Regions from separate parts of the Mus musculus genome. Here all the other regions are linked to region 2. A link is a loop called in an ENCODE intact Hi-C map of the cell type or tissue named here. Cell type or tissue: heart. All regions are shown on one strand. Region 1 holds the start of Stk40 (serine/threonine kinase 40). Region 2 holds the start of Map7d1 (MAP7 domain containing 1). Region 3 overlaps Stk40 (serine/threonine kinase 40).

What was found. Hi-C counts contacts between places; a loop is a spot of excess contacts. Peaks named below come from ENCODE experiments on the same cell type or tissue, not always from the same donor. Only the 100,000 strongest peaks of a DNase experiment are listed, where the experiment ranks them.
Region 1: it touches region 2 in a loop (2.3-fold over the local background); 7 of 42 quality-filtered maps call a loop at or near these places.
Region 3: it touches region 2 in a loop (2.3-fold over the local background); 5 of 42 quality-filtered maps call a loop at or near these places.

Annotation. Positions count from the first base shown.
Region 1 is chr4:126,099,657-126,107,656 of GRCm38, reverse strand. It overlaps Stk40 (serine/threonine kinase 40), which reads right to left and starts at 3,700. Exons shown (of 11, transcript NM_028800.3): 1 at 3,511-3,700. In heart, a CTCF peak has its summit at 3,773 (motif pointing left); DNase peaks (open chromatin) are centred at 3,096, 3,796, 4,336 and 5,036; H3K4me3 peaks cover 3,958 bases; H3K27ac peaks cover 4,659 bases.
Region 2 is chr4:126,254,934-126,262,933 of GRCm38, reverse strand. Map7d1 (MAP7 domain containing 1) reads left to right here and starts at 6,615. Exons shown (of 18, transcript NM_001347198.1): 1 at 6,615-6,917. The coding sequence starts at 6,872. It overlaps Trappc3 (trafficking protein particle complex 3), which reads right to left and starts at 529. Exons shown (of 5, transcript NM_013718.2): 1 at 397-529. The coding sequence starts at 438. In heart, CTCF peaks have their summits at 3,734 and 6,409; DNase peaks (open chromatin) are centred at 623, 1,953, 2,923, 6,613 and 6 weaker places; H3K4me3 peaks cover 6,649 bases; H3K27ac peaks cover 7,465 bases.
Region 3 is chr4:126,109,679-126,117,678 of GRCm38, reverse strand. All of the region lies in intron 1 of Stk40 (serine/threonine kinase 40), which reads right to left. Among named protein-coding and RNA genes, the nearest start is that of Stk40, 9.7 kb to the right of the region's middle. In heart, CTCF peaks have their summits at 3,460, 4,964 (motif pointing right), 5,911 (motif pointing right), 6,846 and 1 weaker place; DNase peaks (open chromatin) are centred at 3,478, 6,708, 7,148, 7,718 and 1 weaker place; H3K4me3 peaks cover 1,879 bases; H3K27ac peaks cover 3,065 bases.

The sequences.
Region 1 (8,000 bases), 160 kb after region 2:
TCCCTCAGGTACTTAGGGGTGGTCTAAACTCTATGTATGAGGAAAATCAGGGTTTGGAGAAATGGCCTAGTGGCTAAGAACACTTACTGCCCTTGGAGAACCTGGGTTCAGTTCACAGAACCCGCATCAGAAAGCTCGTAACCACCTGTAACTCAAGCTCTAGGGCACATAAACTCACGCAGCCTCACGCATACACAAACAAAAAATAAGTAAGAAAAAAAAAAGGGGGCTGGAGAGATGGCTCAGTGGTTAAGAGCACCGACTGCTCTTTGGAAGATGCAGGTATTTCCAGCACGCAGGCATCCATCACCACAGAGTACCAACGCTCAAACATCTTCACTGAGTGCCCGCTTCTCTCTCTAGTTTCTCTCTCCCGCATATCCTGCAGCCAAGTCCTGTTATATTCTGTGATGGAACCCCTGTGGCACCAAAACCATGAGAGAGAGCGCGTGCACACACACCCCCACCACCACTTCTACCTAGGGGCCTAGAGTGCTTCACAAAACCCCAGAACTCCTCAAAGTCTTAAGAGCGCTCTAACCCTCTCCATTCCTCATCCCCGGGAAGGTCATTTCTTCTGTTCCCTTGATCTGTACTTCATGCTGCACAGACTTCTGGGAAAGACTCCCCAATACCTGTGCACGTGCTAATGGATTGGGGTGCCTGTCCCTCTCTCCTCTTCCTTGCCCCTGCCCCTAGCATGTGGCAGTCCCACGTGGAAATTCACAGGTGTACTGCAGAGAGTCTCTACCTTGAGCCACCACACACATAAGCATGGTGGAGCACACGTTCATCAGCGTGACCCTCCCTGCTGAGGCTAACTCAGGTTCCAGAGCAGGCTCATCAGTGGGGACTCCAGAGAACACGACATACATTCCCTCCAGTTCATGCTTTAAATGCTACTTCTCAGCCCAGTGTGGAGGCACAAATCTGTAAGCCCAGACACAAATTTGAAATCACCCTGGTCTACAAAGAGAGACCCTGTCTCACAAGGCCGAACAATATTATTTCTCAGTAGTTCTGCTTTTCTGGGGGCTGGGGCAGGGTTAAGACAGGGTCTCTTTATGTAGCCTTAGCTGTTCTAGAACTCACTACATAGACCAGCATGAACTAGAACTCATGGAGGTCTGTCTGCTCTGCCTCCCGACACTACCAGGGCTAGCTCTGCTTCTGCTCCTAGAGAAGGCTTTAGGGGAGAGACACATCTGCAGTGACGCTGTCCAGCCTGGGGAAGCCCCATTCTCTTTTCAGATAGAATACATAAACTGCAGCGTGCTCTCGGGACCCCTCAGAACAAACAGCTCCGTGGGACACAGCTCTACTAGCTCCTGTCAATTGCTTCAAGTGGGTCCCAGAAGCTCTCTAGCCATTTGCCACGAAAACTACCATTCACCAAGCGTCTACTGCACACTGAACGCTGAGTCCTAACTCTGTAACATCTGTCTTGATCCTCACGACAGCCCTATTGCGGAAGAAGTCCTACTGTGTCTTTTTACAGTGAGAAATCTGGCTAGCTGAGCAGGGATTAGAAGTAGACCTGTTTGAGCCAAAAAAGCTCTTAACCGCTTCAAACTACTGTCTTCTCCGTTAAAGGCACAGGAGAGAAAATGAAACCCCCCTTACATCTGGGAGGAAAGTCCTACCTTGCCATTGCCAGCAGCTTAAACAACCTGAGATCTCAGAGAGAGAAGAGCACTTTGGGGAGCACTTGAAGGGGTTGTCCACCTAGCACTGACCACACGGTGCCTTCTCAGCACAGGTCCAGTAGGTCTATACTCTCTTCTTGGAAGCATGTGATGGTCTCTGACGAAGTGTCTAGCTCTCTCACCCTCCTCAACTCCTCACAGAGAATGCGATCTAAGATACAGATCTAGTCCTGTCACTCCTCAGCTAAAAGCTTACTGGCCTCTTGTGCACTAGACACAAAGTTCCAAATGATCCATGAGATGTTCATTTTTTTTTATTAACTTATATTGCTTTACTTTGTGCCCTGTCGGCTTCCATACCACTCTACTGACACAGCTAAGGTTGTCTCTCTCTGACTCTCTGTACTTCTCTCCAAATAGCATCTCCCATTTTACATGACTAAGCCTCCCTCCCCCTTTCTGTCCTTCCAGTCACTATCCTCCTGTCACTACTGCTCAGGCTTCCCAGACTGAGCTAGCAGCTTCCCCACTGGGCTCCCTCAGCATTCAGTTTCTGTTGCTTTTGTAGATCACATTTCACCTATCTGCTTGCAGGTCAGTTTCCTCTAGCTGGACAGTGAACTAGTTCGGATAAGAACCTCTTTATTAGGTGTTAGCGCAACTCTCCATAATGACTCTTTTTACCATGGCCAGTGGTTTGCAAATGAGGACGAATACAAATGACCCAAGGTCGGGCAACCAGAAAGCAGCGGCACCAGAATCTGAATTTAAGGAGTCCAGAGCAAGGTTGACACACACTTTTAATCCCAGGCTTTAAGGAGTGAGCCTCCAAAGCCTACGAATACTACACAGCACTAGGCTCTACAGGCAGGGCCCTTTTGTTATGAGAAAAATGAATGAATGAATGAATGAATGAATGGGGACTATCTCTGGCAGAGATAGTCTAATCCACAATCAAATAACAGGGCCTTTAAGGAGGAACTCACAACGTTGTTTATAAATAAGGGCTATAGGATTTTGCTCTTCCTTATCTCATGCAAAACTACTCAGCCGAGAGGGAAAGGCGCCCAGCCCAGCGTGACTACCCTCTTCCTCAATGATTCTCAAAACCAGCAAAGCCAACCGGTTTCCTCCAGTGACTTAAAACAGAGCAAAGTCTATCCTGCCACCGAAGGTGGCTGTCAGCTCTTCCTTCTGCCAACAACCTGGGGGAGTGGGGGTGGACGGAGAAGCCACCGGGAATCCGAAAGCTCCTACCCAAGATTGAAAGGTGGGGCCAAGCATCGTAGGAATGGGCGGGCCTGACCAGGATGGCAGGTGAAACACTGACCACAGCAAGCTCTCCCACGGTGAAGACCGGCCCAACGTGGATCTGGCAAGCAGGTTGCTGTGACTCGCACCTGAACGCCGCCCAGGATGTGAAAATTCCCCAGCAGCGATGGTGTTGGTGCCAACGGGTGAGGGCTCCAGGAGGAAAACCTTGGCTGGCTCTCCTTGGGGACTCGTTCTAACTTTCAAGTCACTCTCTAGGTCAGGAGAGAAGCATGGAGAGGAGGAGCGGGTCTCTCTGGGAGAAAAACTAGAGCGGGCCAAACGCCGGCTGCTTCGATGACTGGTTGAGTGGGTCTGGGCAAGGCGAGCAGTGCCCATTTCCCAGGGCTGCGGCAAAAGACCGAGGCTCCCGGCAGCCGACGCCCCCGCTGCCGGGAAGGACAGACCTCCAGTGGCGGAGGGGGAATTCACTATAGCCGTTCTGGTCGCGCCGGTCAGCTTCGGGCTGTCACCGGGGTCCCTCCGCCACGGTGGCCCGCCCCGCCAGCACGCAGCCCCCACCCGGCTCCGCGTCCCGGGACCCCGAACTCACCTTTCCCGGGGAATCAGCGCTCCTTGCCCATAGTCCGCAGCCCAGAGTCGGGGCTGCTCGGCGCTCCGTCCCGGGGGCCGGGGCCGGGCCGGGGGCGTGGGAGCCGCTCACCGCCGCCTCCCAGCGCAGCCGCCAGAGCTGCCGCCGCCGCCTCCCTCCATGGCTGCGGCGCCGCCACCTGACAACGGAAGTGACGCATAGGCTCTCGGCCCCGCCTCCCGCCCCCTCGCCTGAGTTTGGGGTTGGTGCGCCATCTTCAGGATGGGCGGAAGCCTTCAGGCAGGAAGCCCAGATAAGATCGCCAATTGGTTCTGGGTGGAGTCTGGGTCGAAATCTGTAAAGTGATTGGACAGTCAGGGGGCGGTACTTACCGCTAATCTACATCTACAGTGGGACTGGGACAGAGGCGCCGGTCCGCCTTGGCTCTGCAGAACCTCACCGACTTATGCTCTCCTTGCTGGGGTTGGGGACGTCTCTAAGTGGTTGCAAAACCCGCCAACTGCACTGCATTCTTTAGAAAAGTAGTCTTTCTTTGCTCCCCATTTCTCGGCTTCTGGAAATTTGTGTGGGAAAGTGCTGAAGTTGGGTACAAGAGAAGTCAAGAATTGGCTGTCGCTACTGTCACAATTCATTTCACTTTAGGCCCTTCAGAAACCCCAAAGATGGCCAAGTTCATCTTGGACATCCCTAGAGTCTTGTCCAGGGAGATTGCAGTGAAGAGTTCCAATGAACGACTTCAGCCGGCTGTCTACCTCACTCCCTCCTGCCAGTTTCCGTCCTTTCTCCTCCTTCAGCAGCCACGCCCTCCATGAATCAGCTTCTTGCACCAGCAGATGAGCCCTTTAAAGGGATTGCATCAGTCTGGTGACTCACTGGGGGCCCTCGAAAATCCTGGCTTCCGTCCACTGCCGTGTAGAAGCGGCCAGAAGGGCTCGGTGGCAGCAGTACCAGCGGCCATAGTCCCACTCCTTTGTCTCAGAGTTAACAAGTGTACTTGATGACACTCTTCCCTCCCCTGGGTCATTCTGGATCCACGTGTAGACACACGTGGACACGACTAAGCCCTGCTAGGACACCGAAGGCTGGTCTTCATAATGAAGTCCCAGCCTGAATCCTTTCTTAATGTCTTTGATTGGCTTGGTGGCCATTCAGCTGCAGATAATGCTGAATAACTAGTAATGATACCAGCTCCTAAGGCCCTGTCTTATGCAAAATGAGGCACTTTTAGAGACCTGTTAACAAATGCAGAAGGTAGCACTCAGAGAGAGAGGGTAACCTCTGCCGTGACACCCAGCTAATAATGGCTGGGCTGTGGTTTGAAGAAAGTTTCGTGGGTTCCAAAAAGGCTAGAGCTTGAATCCCCATTGTATCACTTACAAACTAGGTAATTCAGTGTAAATCCTGGCTGCCCAAGTGGGGATAACACATTACACCAACCATGGGAGGACCCAAGGAGTTTCACATCCAGCTAACCACACCCTATAGATGCCCACTGGTCTCAGTCGGGGAACCTCTAGGAGGCACGTGACTCAAAGGCAGGCATCCAGAAGGCCGGCCCACTTTGCTCCTCTCTCTGACAAAGTGAGGAGAAAAAGGATTCCGGAAGCCCTGCCTTTGACAGGGATGAATCTTGGGTTTTCCAGTTCACTAATTACCAGTAAGATGAATCACTGGGCGCTGACACCACCATTCCAACTCCTGGTAGGCTCTCAGCTGACTCAAAATATAGAAGTTTTAACAAAGCAGAGGAGGAGAAAGTGCCAGCCAGAGGAGATTAAAAAAAAAAAAAAACTGTCATCAGGACACCAACTCATGGATCTCTGGGACATACATGGGTGGTGACAGTCTCCTGCTGGCTCTCCAACTCTGGCTCACTGGCAGATGGTGCTGCCATAACAAAATGACACCTGTCACAACAGCTCAAGATGGCTTCTTGAAAAGAGATAGGCAGATTGGACTATCACAGAAGGAGGGGAGACCTCACCCCCAGGAGCTTCTTCAGACTACAGAACCCCAACCCTACTTAGCAGCTGGGTTTTGGCTTCTTTGCGTCCAAGCTTCAAGGCCTGAGTATGGCAAGGTTTGGTGTTGGTTTTGCTTTTTTTTTTTTTTGGTACCTGGGACTGAACCTATGGCCTCTTCTGTGGTAGAAGGTATTTCACCACTGAGCTGTATCTCCACTGCTTTTGTTTTTGAGACAGAGTTTCAATAAGTTGCTCAGGCTGGCTCTCTAGTCTCTATAGTACTATCTGGATTTGAACCTGTAACCTACCTCCACTTCCCCAGCAGCCTGGATTATAGACTGCACCACCACATCCAGCGGTGTATCAGGTTCTGAGTGTCCAACTCACACTGGGGGTGAGCAATAGAATGGATGCCAGGAGTACTGGGAAACAGAAGAGAGTCCCAGTGGCTAGAGAAGTAGCCCAGATGGTACAATGCTGGCCTTAGCGTGTGTGACTCACTGAGTCCCAACCCTAGTATTACAATAAACCCGACATGTAATCCCAGTATCTTGGGAGGTGAAGGCACTCTTCCTTCCTTCTTTCACAGCAAATTGAAGGCCAGCTTGGACTGCATGAGACCACATGTTAAAAAACAAACACAAGCCGGGTAGTGGTGGCACGCACCTTTAATCCCAACCCTTGGGAGGCAGAGGCAAGCAGATTTCTGAGTTCGAGGCCAGCCTGGTCTACAAACTGAGTTTCAGGACAGCCAGGGCTACACAGAGAAACCCTGTCTCCAAACAAACAAACAAACAAACAAACCAAAGAAACAAAATAAAAGTGCCAGGGTTGAGATGGGCTCTGGTAGCAGGGAAGCCTAACTTCAGATTCCCAGTTGTTCACCTTGAGCCCATCACGTTTACAAACTCTGTCTGATGAAGCTGTTAATACACATACATAGGATAAGCCTGCAGCTCTGCCCCTTCGTGGGGTTTACCAAGCTCCCAACACAGGGCACAACAGCAATCGTTGACTTCTGACCACCATTACGCTGCCCAGCAGTTCCCATTTAACTCAACCACTGGCTGGGGAGGAGTCCCCTCCCTTTCTGGAGAGACATTTAAAAACTGTTTGTTTTGTTTTCCTTTAAATACCATTTTCCCAACAAACGTCATGCCATGCCCTCCCACCTTTGGAGACTGGGTCTTGCTATGTATCCCTGGCCTAGAACTCACTCTATAGGCAGACCTACAATTCTGCAGGCTGGCCTTGGAACTCAAGAAGATCCACCTGCCCCTGCCTCTGAGGACCAAAGGCATGGGCCACCATGCCCAGCTGATTACTTCCAACCTTAGCTAACAGCCATTAAGCTTATGACCAGAACTAGCGACCTAGAATGCTTACCTTGCTGTTGGTATACTTCTATGCCCTTGCAGAATCTAAGCTGCTCTCATCCAAAATGTACTATCTCTGGGTCTTCCTGGAATGCTAATGAGAACGTCGAGGACCCTTGTTACCTCTGCCTACCCTTTGGCCAGGGATGCCAGACTAGAGTTCACTGGACTGTTTAAGTCCCACCTGCTCAGCCATGCTGAGACGAGGGCATACTCTTGTCCCTTGCATGTTTCTGGCATGAGTCAACATATTTATGTCCATTCAGCATTCTAAACTTCAGTGGTCTCCTTCCTTCAAACATTGATTGCACCCCCCCCCCCCAAAAAAAAAACCTCTTCTCTCCAGGAATGAGAGATGGGTATGGATAGCGCTGCTCGAGCACTCAGCTCTTGGGGGTTCTACCATCAATGGGACCCTCCCCCCCGGACACTTTGGCTGGAGCGACAAGGAGGGTGGATGTGAAAGCTTGGGCAAATGCCATGACAGTCTAGACTCCAGTACCATCTTGAAACACACTGCCATCTTATCCCCGGAGCTCCTGGGCCCCTCTTGTTCACAGCTAAGTCACCCTCCATTTGTTACCTCAGGGAACAGAAGACACAACAGCATGCAGAGACTATTTTTAGTTTCTGAATTCCAAAAGCCCAACCTTCAGGAAGAAATGGAAAGAATGCCTATGTAGAAACAAATTTAGAAAACCATGGAAAAGCTGGATGTGGGAGCATGAGACGCACTCGAGTGCGTGAGTGCATGCGTGTGTGTGTGTGTGTGTGTGTGTGTGTGTGTGTGTGTGTGTGTGTTTGTATGTATGTGTGTTCCAGCTGGGACGCAGGGACTGCCAGGAGACAGGAGCTAGCACACTTCCCTCTCCGAGGCAACAAGACCCTCCAGAGATCGAGAGCTCTGGAGCTGTGGGTAGATTTGGCCTAATTAATCTAAGATCCAAGAACTACCTGGTCCTAGGAGGACCTAAAGAGCAGAAAAGAACCTGATAAACCTAAGTGGGCTGCAGTGGCACACTCCTGCAATACCAGCACTTGGGAGGCGGAAGTAGGAAGATCATGAGTTCAAGGCCAGGCTGGGACGCAGGAGGCCTTGTCTCAAAAACTAACAAACAGAAATGTAATTGAGGAAAATACGTAATAAAAA
Region 2 (8,000 bases):
TCTGGATGTCCCATAAACTTCACTGAGCTGTAAAACGCCATAACATTATCCACCTAGAAGAGGTTACCTTGTGATAATGACATAATGGAAGCAATAGCCTAGCACCAAACGCACAGTAAGAGATCAGTAAATGGTTGGTACTGTTATTGATTACCGTCGCTGTTGTTGGTTTAGCACTCGACCCCGAGAGACCTGGGTGTAGCGGGCGGAGGGGCAACTCAGGGGTCCCCCCAAGCTGCCCCAGCGCCGGACGCCTAGGGAATGACCCACACTGGGACTTCCCCATCCCACAGCTCACAGCAGGACTCATTTGACAATCACTTGGAGCGCCAGCACCAGGCCCCTTCCCAGGAAGCTTCGATTCCGCCCGGCCCGCCGGGTCACGCGCTCAGTTACCATTTTCTTGCTCTCCGTGCCACGGTTCGCCTGCCTCGACATGGTGCCCACCGTTCAGTGCCGCCTCACCTCACCTCCTCACAACCCAGATCCCAGACCCCGGGAGTCGCCGATTCAACCCAGCCGCGGCCCCTCAGCGTCTAGGACTGACCGGCCCCTCCTCACTGCGCCTGCGCGGTGTGGCGCAGAGGACCCCGGGACTTGTGGTTCGGCTGACCAAAGTCAGACTACAGCATCCGGCAGTTCTACCCGGAAGTCCCACCCGTGATTCAGCTCGAGCTGCAGCTCCGGAATGCTACCAGCGCCCGGGTGGCTGCACCATTATGGCCGCTAGGTGGCATCCGCACCTTGTGGTAGTCCTACATTGTCCACAGAGTGTCCTTATTTTCCTCCCCCACGACTGGCACTGTGATGTTCTGCAAATTCTTCTCTCTCCCAGACTGGTCTTGGAAAGTCCCTATTTCGAACTGTTTTCTGTTGCTGCAGATCAGCTCCAGAAGCGCCCAGGATGTCCTGAAAAACTAGCGATGGCTCACACAGAGGTCTAAAGTTCATTATAAAAAGTTTGCATGACCACATATTCTATGTCAGGATAGTTAACGGCTTTCTCTTTCAACTGCCATCTGTTCCCAAACCCCAAACACAGCCAAGCCCTGCATCCTTACACTTGTGGCCTTTTTAACAAATCCAAATCACTTACCGTCCCTTCTCTAGAACAGCTACCCTGCCTAGTTCCCAGAAAAACCAAGATGCCGGCTGTGGTGGCACTCAGTGCCGAGTTCTAATCCCAGGCTTGCCATCTGAGGCCAGATGCTGAAGTTCTTTCAGTTGCTGTAAATATTAATGAGACATGAGCACAGATCGTGGGCACAGAAAAGGCACAGAGGAAATGTGATTCCCTTCGAGCTACACTATCAAGACAGTCCAACAGATCCAAACACAGCCCAACAATCGTTGAGGAATGTGCTAGCTGACCAAACCCTTCTTACCCTTCACAGAGGCAAAGCCCTGTCATCACTGACCACAGCCCTTTGGATTTGGCTCCGGCCGTCTCTCCTTAGTGGTCAGCCCTGTGGGCACTGTGCTTGGAATTCAGGTCTCCTCGCTTCAGCCTGCTTGTCTGTCTCTGCAGCAACTATATACTGTTGTGTACCACCCGGCCTTCACCATGACAACTGCTCTGTCCAGATACTGAGCCAGCTAGGCTAGGAGAAGGCTGGAGGGGGGCAAGGGTTTCTCCCAGTCTTTCCCTGAGGTTATAGGACCAATCATTATTATAGCCTTCTCCCTGTAGTACAGACATTCCGGGGCCTCCCTAGAGGCAGAGATCCCTGACTCTCCATCCTGTGGCACGACCTCAGGAGGCTGCATGAGGGTCTCTAGAAGGGAGCAGAAGAAGAAGACAGAAGTCTGTAGCCTTGGGAGAGTAGCAGTGAGGCTAGTCCAGAGCCTCCTTCATTCCCAGGAGAGGGGACAGCTGAGGTGAAAACAGCAGTTGGCCAGCCTGTCAGTCGGTCTGGGCTCCTCCCTGCCGGCTGCCTTGGCTGCCCACAGAAACCTGAGTCACAGTCACAGGCAGCCGCCTGACCCCACCCAGCCTGCTGTCAGGCAGGGCGGTTCTGGACAGACTGGAGGTGGAGCCTCTCCTTGACTTCTCACGGACTCATTATCCCCCCTCTCTGCCTCTGATTCCCGAACTTGGCCCTGCCTTTTCTTTGGGACAGTTCTCCGAGTCATCAGTTTTGAATTAAGGGTGGGGGCGGGGCACATGTATTGATCTGTAAGGTCTCATCCTTGCTCAGACTGCAACCTGAAAACTCCTTGGGGTGGCTGTCAGGGATCAGGAGTAGAGCGCATGCTTTGTATGGGCAAGGCCCTGGGTCTCATCTCCAGCACAAACAAGACAGAACTCCCTACACAGCAGGCCCCAAGTTCTTGGACTTCTCCCTTCAATTTTGAATTCCAGCCCCTCCCTCTCCCTCTCTACCACCTGTAGGGAGTAAGACTTTTAGGAAACCAGATATCCCTCCCGACCCTCATCTCCTGTTCCCTAGAAAAGAAGGCAGTAAGAGTGGAACGTAAGAAATTCAAGGTCATTCTCAGTCAAACAGCGTGTACAAGTCCAGCCTGGGCTACAAGAAGCCCGGTCTCAAAAAAAAAAAAAAAAAAAAAAAGAGAAAGGAAGGAAGGAAGGAAGGAAGAAGGAAAAAAAAAAGGAAATTGGAGAAGAGACCCCAGGACCAGTTGTTTCTCATCCCTAGTAGGAGCTTGAAAAAAGACTTCCTCTAAGACACCCAAAGGCTTGACCTCTGTAGTACAGATTTTTAGTTCCTCCTGCCTAGGAACTTCTGCTCTTCCCTTCCTCCTCAAGAGCTGTAAGGAGAGAAAGAGGCAGCTGGTCACTACTACCCTGAAGGACTTTTCCCAGTCCCAGTCTCAAGCCGCGGGCCCTAGAGGCTAAGAGGCAGTCTAAGTCACAGCCCCTCCTCTTCTTTGTGCTGTGCGGTGGGGGTGGAGCGGGAGTGAGAATCTGGTGGCTGCACTTTCCGCTGCCCCCCAAAAGGCTCCTCCCACTTCCTACTTTGTGGGGGTGGAGGCAGCATCCCAGGCCCTAGTCCTGAGATTTGTATCTGAGTTAAATCTCCTAACCGTTTTCTTCAGTACTGGGTGGGTTCATCCTGGGCTCTGCCCCATCAAAACTAGGCGATTGGGAGCGTTTTGGCTCCTGCCTTCCTTCTAGGACGATTTGCAAGGGGACATCATCCTGATCTTCAGTCAGGGAATTTCCCCAACCCCAGCCCAGCCTGGTGGAGAAACTAACGATTCACTCGCTCTTGTCTATTTCCGTGGAGGGGGAGGAGACTGCCCCGGGCAGCTGAGGCCGACAAAGTTCCCTGCCTCGAGCTGAATGGGCAGGATATCCTCTTGGGGTTTCAGCCCAGATGTTACACATACCCATGATTGCACTTTCTTTGAGAAGGCATGTGGAGCCCCCTCATACCCTTAAACATAAAGGCACCAGTCTTTTCTAAATAAATAAATAGCAAACAAATAAATAAATCTGTTAATCATCAGTTGCTGGGCTGGAGCTCCTGGTCAGTTACAGGGAGAAAAGAGAAGTGTCTATTCTGCCTGCCTACTCCAAACGCATTATAGGGCTGTAGCACTGCCCTGGCTCCCCAAAAGGCATTCTCCCAGGCTCCATATAGGCCCTTCAGCTGTGCCAGAATGCTCTAGCTGTTGCTGGCCAGGAAACCTGCCCCTCCCATTGGCTACCTCTCAGATACCCAGCTGCTCTGCAGTACTAAAGGCTGAGGCCAGGGTTCCTCAACTTTGGTACCTCAGGCATTCTGTGTCCGTGAATTTTCTGTTGTGACAGGGTTGTAGGATTTTTTAAAGCCATATTCTTGTCTCACATTCACTGGATGCCAATAGCACCCTCGGTTGTAACAAAAAAAGTGTCCTTAAACACTGACCAAAATGCCCTCCAGAGTGCCTGTGTAAATGCAAACATGCCTTTGGTGGAGGACTGAAGATGCAGCCAACCACCACACACCTGAGCTACCCCTGCCCAGTTCAGAGAACTCCCCAAAGCCAGTCCTAGATGATCAGACACAAGTGCAGATTTCCAGTTTTCATATCTTTCCCAGGTTGGAATCTCTTGCTCTTAGGCTCCTTTAAATCCACTGTCCCTCTTTATTCCTGAACTCTCCCCACTGTGGGAATCTCACCACTCCCATTTTTTTATCCCAGGACTGGGAGGTAGGAGGAAAACCAGCCCAAGCAGCTGGTCCCTTGTTGGGTTCTCTGCAGGGCTCAGTACGAGCCTATGCCCAGCTCTGGACAATGTAAACCTTAGACCTCTGGATTCACAAGAGACAGCCATGGACTCTAGTATCCATGTGATCACCTCATCCTGCAGATGGGATGACTAACAGCAAATATGGAATGTCATCTTCATCCTCTTTTATATCTGAGTTCCCATCATCGTCATCATCATATGTACTCAGCACTTCCTATATACCAGGCCCTATGCTAAGTACTTCATTTCCATTGTCTTACTTAATCTTTACAATGACCCTCAAAATACTTCATGGCACCATTTAATTTAATTTTTTTATTTATTGTGAAGCATATCTCATACATCCCAATTGCCCTCAAAATTGCCCCATAACCAGGGGTTTTTATTTATTATTATAAATACTATTTAAATATTATAATACTATTTAAAGGGAGTTTTATTATATTCCTTACTTTTAAAAATTGGTGGCATGTGCCTTTAATTCTAGCACCAGGGAGAAAGAAGGTGGATCTCTGTGAATTGGAGGCCATTCTGGTACACTGGGTGAGTTACAGGCCAGCCAGGGCTACACAGTGAGTCCCAATCTAAATATATTTTTTCTTTTGTTTGTTTATTTATTTATTTATTTATGTGTGTGTGTGTGTGTGTGTGTGTGTGTTTGTGTGTTGGTTTCTCTGTGTAGCCCTGGCTGTCTTGGAACTCAATCCGCAGACCAGATTAGCCTTGAACTCAGAAACCTGCCTCCCGGGATGAAGTACATTCTTAATTCTACATAGGAGTGCAGAGATCAGAGAGCAACTTGCAGAAATTCGTTCTCTTCTACCATGTGGGTCCCAGGAATCCAACTCAGATCATCAGGTTTGGCTGAAAGCACCTTTACCCACCAAGCTGTTTTTCCCCCTGAAGCCTGTCTTGAAAGTCTGATCCTCCAGCCTCCACCTTCCAAGTGCCGAGATTGCCGGCCTGTGCCATCACGCCTGTGCCATCACGCCTGCTTGATGTAGTGCTGGAAATCCGAGCCCAGGGCTTAGTGCACGCTAGGCAGCCACTGTGGGCTGCACTGCACCCCCACATCACTACTGCTGTTTATCAACTTTAGAGTTTCAGGAGACGTGTCACTCTCGTTGCTGGCCTTTAGCACCATCCTTTTCTAAAGTCACTCAGCCTCCACCTCGGGCGAATCTTCCCTCCCCCCTCCCCCCAGGGTTCAAAGCGCCAGTTACTTACTACTGGGATAGAAACTGCTGCTAGGTTGCCTGAAACTTCTCCCTTTCCCTGAATCGTACTCCCTGCCCTCTCCCTTGGAATGACTGTTCTGTGGAGGTGCTCTAAGGAAGGAGGGTCCAGTGGTTAGGAAGGGGAAGGAGAGACAGGGAGACAGTGCCTCCCTGGCCCTAATCTGTGGACAACTAGAGAAATGACCTCCAGGTCAGGACAAAGAGCAGGGCTAGGATAGGCAGAGCCCAGCGGCCCCTCCTTCCTCCCTCCAGTCTGGTCCTCTCTGCACCAGTACCTCTACTATCGATCCACCTTCCCAGCAAGCTCCCTGCACCCTGTCCGAAGCCAAGCCCGACTTGGCTCGAAGCCCTCACCTCAGCGGGCGGGCATTGAAACAGGAGATAGGAGAGCCCACTCCAGAGCCCCGAGTATTTTCGGGGAGGAGGGTGAAGTGAGGCTTACTACTCTTTATCGCGACGAGCCGTAGGAAAGAAAAATCCTTCTGGAGAGATGTGGGGGCGGGGGATGGGGGTCTTCTGATGAAGGTAGGGGAGGCTCTAGGCTAGGACCACCCAGTTTGGATCAGGGAGGGCCCCAGCAGATTAGAGACCTGAGTAAAGCGCCTTACAGGGTTGTAATTACTCCCAGAGAAACAGAGAAGACACCAACCCTAGGGTGCAAGAGGAAAAGCGCCTTCGCAGCCATCACCAGAAAAGAGAAAGGATAGCCCTTTTAGGAGTCTCCATGAGACCGTTCTTCAGGCGTTGCAACGCCCCCCCCCCAATAAAGATTTTTGTCTGAGGCAGGCTTGGGAGAGAATTTAGACTGCACGCTAGAGCCTCCAGCATCCAGAGAGAGAATAGGGGATCCTAACCCAGCACCCCACTCCCCTAGTCCCAGCGGCCGGTGAGTCACCCGAGAGCTCCCTACATAGTCTTCAGGCGCGCGGCACGTACCAACGCGCGGCCGCAGGGGGAGTCAGTGTGGCCAGCAGCGTGCCCCCAGCTCGGCGTCCGCCCTGCGGCGACCACAGAAGGAGCATCGTGAAGTTCCGGGAGCTGCATCGCAGGGCGGTGTCGGAGCCCTCTGGTTGTGCCCGTGGTGGCTCCGTACTCCATCACTGCGGGGGCGGTCATCCCCCGCGCACTTGGTACATTCGGAGAGGCCAGGCCCAGCCCGGGCGGTACAATAGGGTTGGGCCGCGACCAGGACTGGGCCGGCGCGGGGCAAAGGAGCAGAATCGCGGTCGCGGAGGACCGACCTCGGGTAGCTGGCTACTCAGAGCTTCGTTAGCCACCGGCCTCTACCTCTCCCACTCGGAACGCCGCCGCCTCTGGGTCTTTGCCCGCTGGGCGGGCCGGGCGGGATGCGCCGCGGGACCCTGGTCCTGGCCTCCGGCCGTCGCCGCCGTCGCGGCTGAGACCCTCCCCCAAAACCTCCAGTGACGCCGCAGCCATGGAGAGTGGCCCGCGTGTGGAGCCCGGCCCGGGCGCACCCGCAGGTAAGCCGGGAGCCACACAAGAGCGAGCCCGGAGGGGGACCGAGTAGCCGCAGGGCGGCCGAGGATGAGGCTGGCGGCTGGGCGGGGACCCCTCCCCCCCGCGCCCTCTGACCACTTAGAAGTTTAAAAATAAAGGCTGTGGCCGCTGCCGAGGCTCCGGGCCACGGACGCATCTTCTGACAGCTGCCTCCTCCCCCCAACCTCCGCGCCGGGAAGCACGGGGCATCGGGATCCGTGGGAACCCGGCTAGGGATTCGATGGGGTGACCCTTCTGCCGCAGCCTGGTGCTATCCTCTCGTCCCCACCCCCACTCTCCTTCGAGATCCACCCCAGACTCTGAAGATCCTCTTTTACTGAGCTGGAGCTACTGTCTTCTCCATCCTCCGCGGGCACGTGTGACCTTAGTCTTAATATGTGTGTTAGGGTACCAGATTCTCAGGTCTGGAACTATGCATACCGAAGCTAGGCCCTCGTACCCCCACGCCCAGGCCCTGGCCCAGACCTCGCCCCCACCCCATCCGTCCAGCTGCCGCGCAAAGGGCCTGTTGCTGTTGTGGGCCGACCAGGAGGGGAGGGAGACGAGGGGGAGGTCTTTAGCGGTGGCTGCCAAGTAACCCGCCGGATAAAGGCGAGGGGGAGGGGGAGGCGGTATTGTTTGGGGCGCGGGTGGGAGCTGGGGAGTGGGCCGCCTTCCCAAAAGCCAGGCCTACTTCAGAGCCCACCCAGTCTGATTTGGGACAGGAGTGACAGAGGTCTGCCGGCACCACGTCACTTCTTTGGGCCGGACTCTGTAGAATGAGGTGACCGCTCAAGGATGGCACTCCCTACATGCCACATCATTCCCTCAGACTGAGGGTTTTTGGATGCTTTACACACACACACACACACACACACACACACAGAGTCTCAATGCCCTAGACCACCAAAGCTCTCCTTTCCACCCCTCACCCCACCAACCACCAGTGTTCTGGACTTCTGCAAACCCCATTCTATCTGGGAGCAGCTGACGAGGGGGTGGGGACAGAATTCTGGTTGGGCCCCGTGTTGGAGGGAGGACTCTTTCTTCCTGGAAGGGGAGGGAAA
Region 3 (8,000 bases), 150 kb after region 2:
GGGCCTGCATATGGACAGAAGACATCCACACGCAAGTTCCTCAACTTTTCTTGTTTGAGATGGGAATCTTTCCATGTTGCCCAGGCTGGTCTTGAACTCCCGAATTAAAACAATCTCCTTGTCCCAGCCTCTGGGGTACCAGGATTACAGAGACCTCCCAGCCTGGGCCAAGGCTTCTTGAAGCGGCTTCTGGGTGTCTGAAGAGTTGGATGATGCTGCAAACCAACACAGTGAGTAAAAGAATACAAGGCCAATCCTCCTGGCGGGGAAACAAACCATAGTCCCGGGCAGTGGATGACTTACTGTGGGAATACATACATGTTTGTATGTGTGCCTGTGAACATAGCAGCTGGGAGCCATGTTTGTCAGCAGCTGCCAGTGCCCACTAGTAGCCAAACAACTATGTTCATTCTGCCAAGTCACATCAGCCAACAATTTCATATGCAAGCTGTCCCTGTCAGCAGGTCCACTCTTAACCCTTAGGTTCCTGGCTGTCAAAAAGCAGTAAGAAAGCCGGGCGTTTAAAAAAAAAAAAAAAAAAAGCCGGACGTGGTGGCCGAAGCCTTTAATCCCAGCACTTGGGAGGCAGGGACAGGTGGATTTCTGAGTTCAAGGCCAGCCTGGTCTACAAAGTGAGTTCCAGGACAGCCAAGGCTACACAAAGAAACCCTGTCTCCAGAAACCAAAACAAACCAAAACAAACAAACAAAAAAAGCAGTAAGAATATATGCTCCTGATTCGTGCAGCCTAGTATCTTCCAGTCTTCACCTTTGGCATTTTCTACTGAAGGCAGGGATGCTATACCTCTACCTTCCTCACCTGGCCCTGGAAATGAGGGCAGAAGACCAACCTGCCCCCACCCTGCATCTCATTTGCCATGCATCGGTTAGGAGTCTGGACCTGCTCTGGATTCTCCAAGGGAGAGAAAAAAAAAAAAAGAATCACTGCCCAAGGGTACCAAGAGCATCTTGGATATAATAATGTATCTCGGTCAAAAGGACTCTAGTTTCAGCTGTCTCATGCCCAGCCCAGTCCCATATGTTGGCAACCAAAGAGTTTGGAGTAGGTCAAATGCAGACGTGATCCCAGCACTGTCACTGGTGACAAGCTGTGGGCAAGGTTCTTTTTCCATCTACATCTACAGAGAATAACACCTTCCACATTTCCATAGCTGTCTATGAGTTATGAGGGATAACTCACACAAAAGGTTTAGCAGAGAACTTGTTGAGATAGTACAAGCATTTGATAAATTGTGCTTAGAAACCTGCCTACAGTTGGGTGTGTGCATAGTTACAACAGAGTCCCAACAAAGGGACCTCTGTGAGATTGAGTTCAGCCCCGTCTACACAGTAAGTTCTCAGCCAGCCAGGGCCACAGGGTGAGGACAAACAAAAGCTTGAGCATAGATTTTTCTCCTGTCCAAGGGAAAAGGGACAGTCACTGGACTGAGAGCTAGAGAGAACAGGAAGAAGTGGGAGGGTACCTAGGCTCGAGGGATGTCCAATCCACTGCCTTAAGATTATATATAGGTCTGAGGACTGGTGGCTAGCCTGAGCGTAGCCCTCTAGCTCAGCAGGAGAAGGGCAGAGCCTGGGCAGCTGGGCAGAACAAAGGAGAGCCAGGTGTGTGCTGGAGAAGGCTGGGCACAGCTGTTGGGGGGAAGGGGGGTCAACGGGAACACCTGTTTTTTTGAGCGGAGGCACAGAACATCATCACATAATTGTGCGTGCTGGTCCTTCAGAGAGCAGACACTATATTCTGCAGACTAGGACTGGCACACTAGCTGGCACTACTCTGCTTGAGGTGCACACAGTAAGGGCTGACCAAGGTGATGAAGCCATCTCTGACAGTTCTACCATGCCATTCCAGTTGGGGTAGTGTGGGGGTTAGGGGAGAGCCAGAATTGAAGATGTGGCACCTCCAGCCTAAGGCCCTTTGGGGCAGGGCTGGGGAAGCATGCACGCTGGGCTCTGAACCTTCCTTTCCACTGAAAGCCTCTGCGGGGCTAGTTCTGGACACACGCTTTCCTCAAAACAACGCAGCAATCCAAAGGTCAGTGAAATTCACCCCAACTGGAGAAGAGCAGGCTACTGTCTGACCCAAAGGGCAGGCGTTACTGTTGCTGACAACAGAGCGAGCGAGCGCCGTGGGCTTCCCTGTGTGGCACATTTTGCAAAGATGCATTAAAGAGGATACTTTTCCTTAGCTAAAATGTGCAAAGTGAATCCAAACTGGGACAACCCTGGGGTGAGGTCCTTTCAACAAAATGGATCTGTATGCTTCAAAAGCATCAGTGTGAGTTACAGAAAAGCTGAGACTGGGTGAGGAGGCACAGAACTGTGACCACAGGACCTAGGGGGTTGGGAGGGAAAGACAAGCACTTCAAGATCAGCAATCCTAGCTCATCCTTGGCTACACAGTAGGTTCAAAGACAGACTGGTGATAAGAGAGAGCGAGAGAGAGCGAGAAAGCAAGAGAGCGAGAGAGTCAGAGAGAGAGAGACAGAGAGAGAGAGAGAGAGAGAGAGAGAGAGAGAAGGGGCTACACTGACTAGGTATGGTAGTTCATGACTGCAGTCTCAGCATGACAGGGACGGCTGGGGCAGGAGGACTGTTCTGAGTTTGCAGCTAACAAGTGAGTTCTGGACCAATATGTGCCACAAAGTGAGTCTTTGGTGGTGGCCCACACCTTTAATCCCAGCACTCAGGAGACAGAAGCAGGTGGATCTCTGTGAGTTTGTGGTCAGTGTGGTCTACATGATTGACTTCTGGCCTAGGTAAGTCTACACAGTGAGACCTAGTCTCAACAAACAGCAAGGTAAAAGCAAGTAAAGGCAATGAAGGCACCAGCAAGGGGCAATGAAGGACAGAGGCAGCCAGCAAAGAAGAAAGATACCCGCACTGTGTGTGTGCTTGCGCATGTGTATGCATGTATAAATATATGACAATGGTAGTGTCATCTACACTTTCTCCCTAATGTTTATTTACATTTTTTACTCATATGCATGAGTGTGAGGGCACTGGATACCCTAGAAGTGAACTTTAGGCAGTTGTGATGTGGGAGCTGGGACCCAAGCTCAGGTCCTCTGGAAGAGCAGCCAGTGCTCTTAACCACTGAGCGTCTCTCCAGCCTCAGTTACACTTCCTGGAGTGAAAAGTATATGGGTTATACAAGTGTTTAGGAGTGAACAACAACCATGATGTTTGGCATTGTATTCTCAGAGACACAGGACAAAGTCCTACCTGCTGGACTAACTCCTAAAGGTTCAGTTCACAAGTTTAAAGGGGCCGATTTGAGTATATAACTGCAGCAGGGGAACCTGAAGCCTCATTCTTGCTGGGCAGAGTCAGCTTGTCACGAACTGATTTAGTCTTATATGGCTAAGAAATGAGGGGGGGTGGGAGGAGGGGGGTGGGGTGAGGGTTCTGTAATCTTCAGGTCCACCACCTGGTGGCGCCTTTCTGCAACGCATCCTAGGCACTTCTCTGCACCAAGGGCAGAGCAGTGAGCCACTGCTCTCCTTCGGGCTGATAAAAAGGATGCAGGAACCACTCCATCAAACACAAGCCACTGCCTCTGCTAACTGGGTAACAGGCTGGACAGACACAGTCCATTGGGCGGCGGCAGCAGCAGCTATCTACTGCAGAGGTCCTGCAAGTCTCCCAGTTTTCAGGAAGAAACCCAAGCTCTCCAGTAAGGCTGCCAGACCTGCTACCTCCTCCACCTTACTGCCCTTATATGACACTAAATGTAGCCCATGAGTCATGGCAGCTGTATGTGCCATGAACAGTCTCACCTTACCCTTCTTCTCTCTGGCCTCCCTGTCGTCTCACCGTCCTCATTGAAGTGTCTTGTCACTTACAACAGATACTCGAAGCGGGGCAGTGGTGGTGCACACCTTTAATCCCAGCACTCGGGAGGCAGAGGCAGGTGGATTTCTGAATTTGAGGCCAGCCTGGTCTACAGAGTGAGTTCCAGGACAGCCAGGGATACACAGAGAAACCCTGTCTCGAAAAAAAAAAAAACCTAAAAAACAGATACTCCCAGCCATTTACCAGGGCTAGGTGGCCTTCTCTACCACCCAGAACACCAGAGCATACCTCTGCACCCTCCCACTGGGCTGTGACTATTGGTTTGTTTACCATCACCCCAGCCCAGGCTGTGGGCTCCCAGAGAGCAAGTCTGACTCTGCTAGCTGAGCCTAGCCTGTGCCTGCCAAAAAGCCAAGAGAAAATAGGCCATGCATCTACGAGGCACGGAGGCCAGTGTCAGGGCAGGGGATAGACAGCTGGGTATGGAGGCACAAGTGTTATTCTTCACGGGTGAATCGTGCCCTCTGCCAGGCTGGGACTGAAATGGACTGAGATGAGAACAGAGCCAGACAGACTAGGAAGTGTCTACTAGCTCAGGGCAACAGACACAAAAACTCTGCTGGTATTGGGCAGGTTAACCAGAAAAAAAAAAAATCCCCTGGCATACTGTGCAGTGGCACATGCCTATAATCCCAGCATCAGGAAGTAGAGTCAGGAAGGCAGTCTGAGCCCAGCCTGGGTTACATCGTGAGAGCTGCCCCACAATCCCCTACTCCTTCCCCCACCAAAGGAAAAGACACAAAAAGAAATGCCTCAGTACTAGTGAGGCTGAGACAAGAGGATCACTGTGGGTCAAAGCTAGCTGGGCTACTCTAAAAGAAACAAAGGCCCATGTCAGAAATGCATGAGGCAGGACATGGTCTACACTGGGTTGTTTAAATAGCAGAAAGACATCCCAATCATGGAACCAAACCCATTTCTGTATAGAACCCCACAATGAGGAAGGGACAGACTAACCTGTGTAAGAGATGCAAGACCTCTCAGAATCCACATGCGAGCTCTACATTCTTACATTATCTCTAAGTGACTTTTGCTTACAGCTTTTTAAAAATTTTTCTTTATTATTATTATATCTAAGTACACTGTAGCTGTCTTCAGATGCACCAGAAGAGGGAGTCAGATCTCATTATTGTTGCTTGGTTGTGAGCCACCATGTAATTGCTGGGATTTGAACTCAGGACCTTTGCAAGAGCAGTCGGTGCTCTTAACCACTGAGCCATCTCTCCAGCCCTGCTTACAGCTTTATAGTTTACAAAACAGCTGCAAATACATAATTCTAACTGATCTTCCCTGACACACATAGGAGCATGCATATTTCCTAGAAAAAATTAGTGAGACTCCTAAAGTCACTAACTCAAACGTTGAGGCAGGAATACATGTTTTCTCATGCTAAATCTGCATAAGCTTGTTGTTTCTGTAACTGTCTCCACACACCTGAGATAGCCAGCCTCCCTACAGATCTGCTCTCTATACTCAAGAAAGCAAGAGGAACTCACAGCCCAGGAACAAGGGTTTCAAACCACGGGCAGTCACCCAAATATCAGACAGGAGAGCAGGACCAACATGGGGTTGTGCAAACCAGGGTTCAGGCCTTAGCTTCCATCTTTCTCTTGCTCTGTTAACCCAGTCAATCCTTTGTGGGCCTCAGTTTCCTCATTTTGAAAAGGGGAGTGGTAACATTTCCTTCATAGGATGTCCAAAAGATCAGCTTGTTATCCTGGGGCTAGCAGAAGAAAGACAAATGCCCCTGTTGTGTGTATAGGTGACCTGGTAGATAATCTCTCCAGACACGTGAATTTTCAGCTTGTACCTGAAGGGCTAATTACTAGGATCCATTTTTAGGGCTTTTTCCTCCTCCCCCTAAATGCAGGGTCTTATTCAGAATGCAGACCATGCTGACCTTGAATGTGTGAGTCTCCTGTGCCTCTGCCTTTCAAGTGCTAGGATTACAGTGATTCAATACCATGCCCTGCCTGGGTTCTTTTTAATTTTTCTTTTTTAATTTATTTACTTATTTTATGTATATGAGTACGCTGTAACTGTTTTCAGACACACCAGAAGAGGGCATCAGATCCCATTGCAGATGGTTGTGAGCTATCATGTGGTTGCTGGTATTTGAACTCAGGACCTCTGGAAGAGCAGTCAGGGCTCTTAACCACTGAGCCATCTCTCCAGCCCCCTCTTTTTAATAACTTTCTCATTCGTCTATTTTTGTTTGTTAGAATGCTGGCGATAGAACCCAGGGCCTTAAGCATAGAGACAAGCGCCCTATCAAGAAACTATACCTGCAGAGCCAATGTCTGTTTCAGGACAGAGAAACCAGAACTTGGAGCTGGCAGCTCTCTTCTCCTGACTGGACTGAGACAGACATCAGGGCTATCCCTTTAAACCTGAATGGCATGACAGGTGTGGCTGAAAGGGGAGTGAGTCCTCCCCTGCTCTCAAAGGAACGACCGACCGACCGGAAGCCCTTGCTTTGTGCTCCGGATGGAGGCTGGGGGGCTGGGGAGATGGATTAGTAATCCTTTGACTCCAGCCAGGATTCCCTGGTGACAAAGACTCATGCCTGTGCTGTCATCTTCACTATTCCCCAACAGTGCCGCTTCTGCTCACTCTGTAAATGCAAGAGGATACACACAGCTCCAGTTTGTTAGGAAAATATACCACTGCCTCATTCTCCCCACGCTGGCTGCACTGTACTGCCTGGGGGTTACTAGTGAGGGCTACACAGAGCGAGCCTCACCCACTGAGGCGGCTCTGCTCTGGGCCTGTGGGAGAATACCTGCGGCAGCCAGAAAGGAAGTGACTCAGCCAGGGGGAAGTGGGAGGGGTGCTGGCAAAGGGCCTACACAGCTCCCCCAAAGTACATCCACTGCCATTAGGCAGCCTGTCCCCAGCAGCACTTGGTCATGCTGAGCACTGCAGCTGGACGCAGAAGGGACCTAAAAGCCCACTCTGCAGCCTGGGGATCCAGCTCTTGTCTCCTCCAGGAGGCAGGCTTTACAAATTAGCCCCATATGAGGAGATTGTGTAATCACCACTTACAGCCTTCAGGAGTTCCCCCATGGGCTCCACTAGAAGACTGAAGTGCTGGTCGGGGTAGGCTCGGAGCAGTTTTAGAAAAAAGCCAGAGCATCACCAGTCCCTGGGAGTGCTCAAGTGGGCTGGCTGCTCCTGAGGGCATTTCCCCAGCAGTCACTCTTAGAAGCCACCAGAATGGGATCTAGGGTATTGTCGACAGTCCTGTCACCAGCTGACCCCCTCCTCCCTGCCTCCGGAAGCAGCTGACGTGACAACAATAATCTGTCAGGCCGTGTGGGTGTCAGAGGAGGGGACAATCTTAATAGCTCTTTCTCGAGCTGTGCTGGCCTGGTATCTCCCATCCAGAAAAGCAGCCAAGCACACTGGCTTGGTTGACATTTGTGATGGGTCTTGGATCTGCAAGGGGCCTTGTGAAGAAGGGATATTGGCGCAAGTTACTGACAGCTCTCCCTTGTCATACCAGTCCGCTCTAGCTCACTGGCTAGAAAAGAAACTCACAGCAAGGAAGATCCTAGCATGTGACTCAGGGGCCCTTCAGCTCAAAATATCAGTTACTGCTCTGTGGGGTTGACTCAGCCCAATGACACGGCTGCCACAGGGTCCCATATGGAGTTCAAGTACTGTCACCCAAAATAGCTGAAATCAGGCAAAGAGAAAGCAACAAGAGATCAAAGAAGGGCTGGCTGTGCCTAAGAGCCACCTTTCTGTCTACTTTGTGACCTGGACACCTGTTTCTGGGCTCATAGCTTCCTCACCTGGAGATGGGGGTGGTGGTGGCACTGCCCCCAAGTATGGTGCACCCCGAGGGACTGTCCTCAGAACCAACATGCATGAGAGGAACCAGGCCAGTGTCTAGCCCAGGTTTTCAGAGTGGCACGGGAAAGCTCAAGCTGAGCACACAGACATGCAACTTTCCCTTACATTGTCTGCAACGGCTTTAAAAAGAAGCACTGCGTCATCCTACACGCAAGGCCATTTGGATCAGAGCCATACAAAGTTAAATTTCACAACTTTGGGCTTAAGATGTAGCTCAGCTGGGAGAGCACTTGCCTACCTCCCAACACCACAGAAACTGGGCATCGAGGC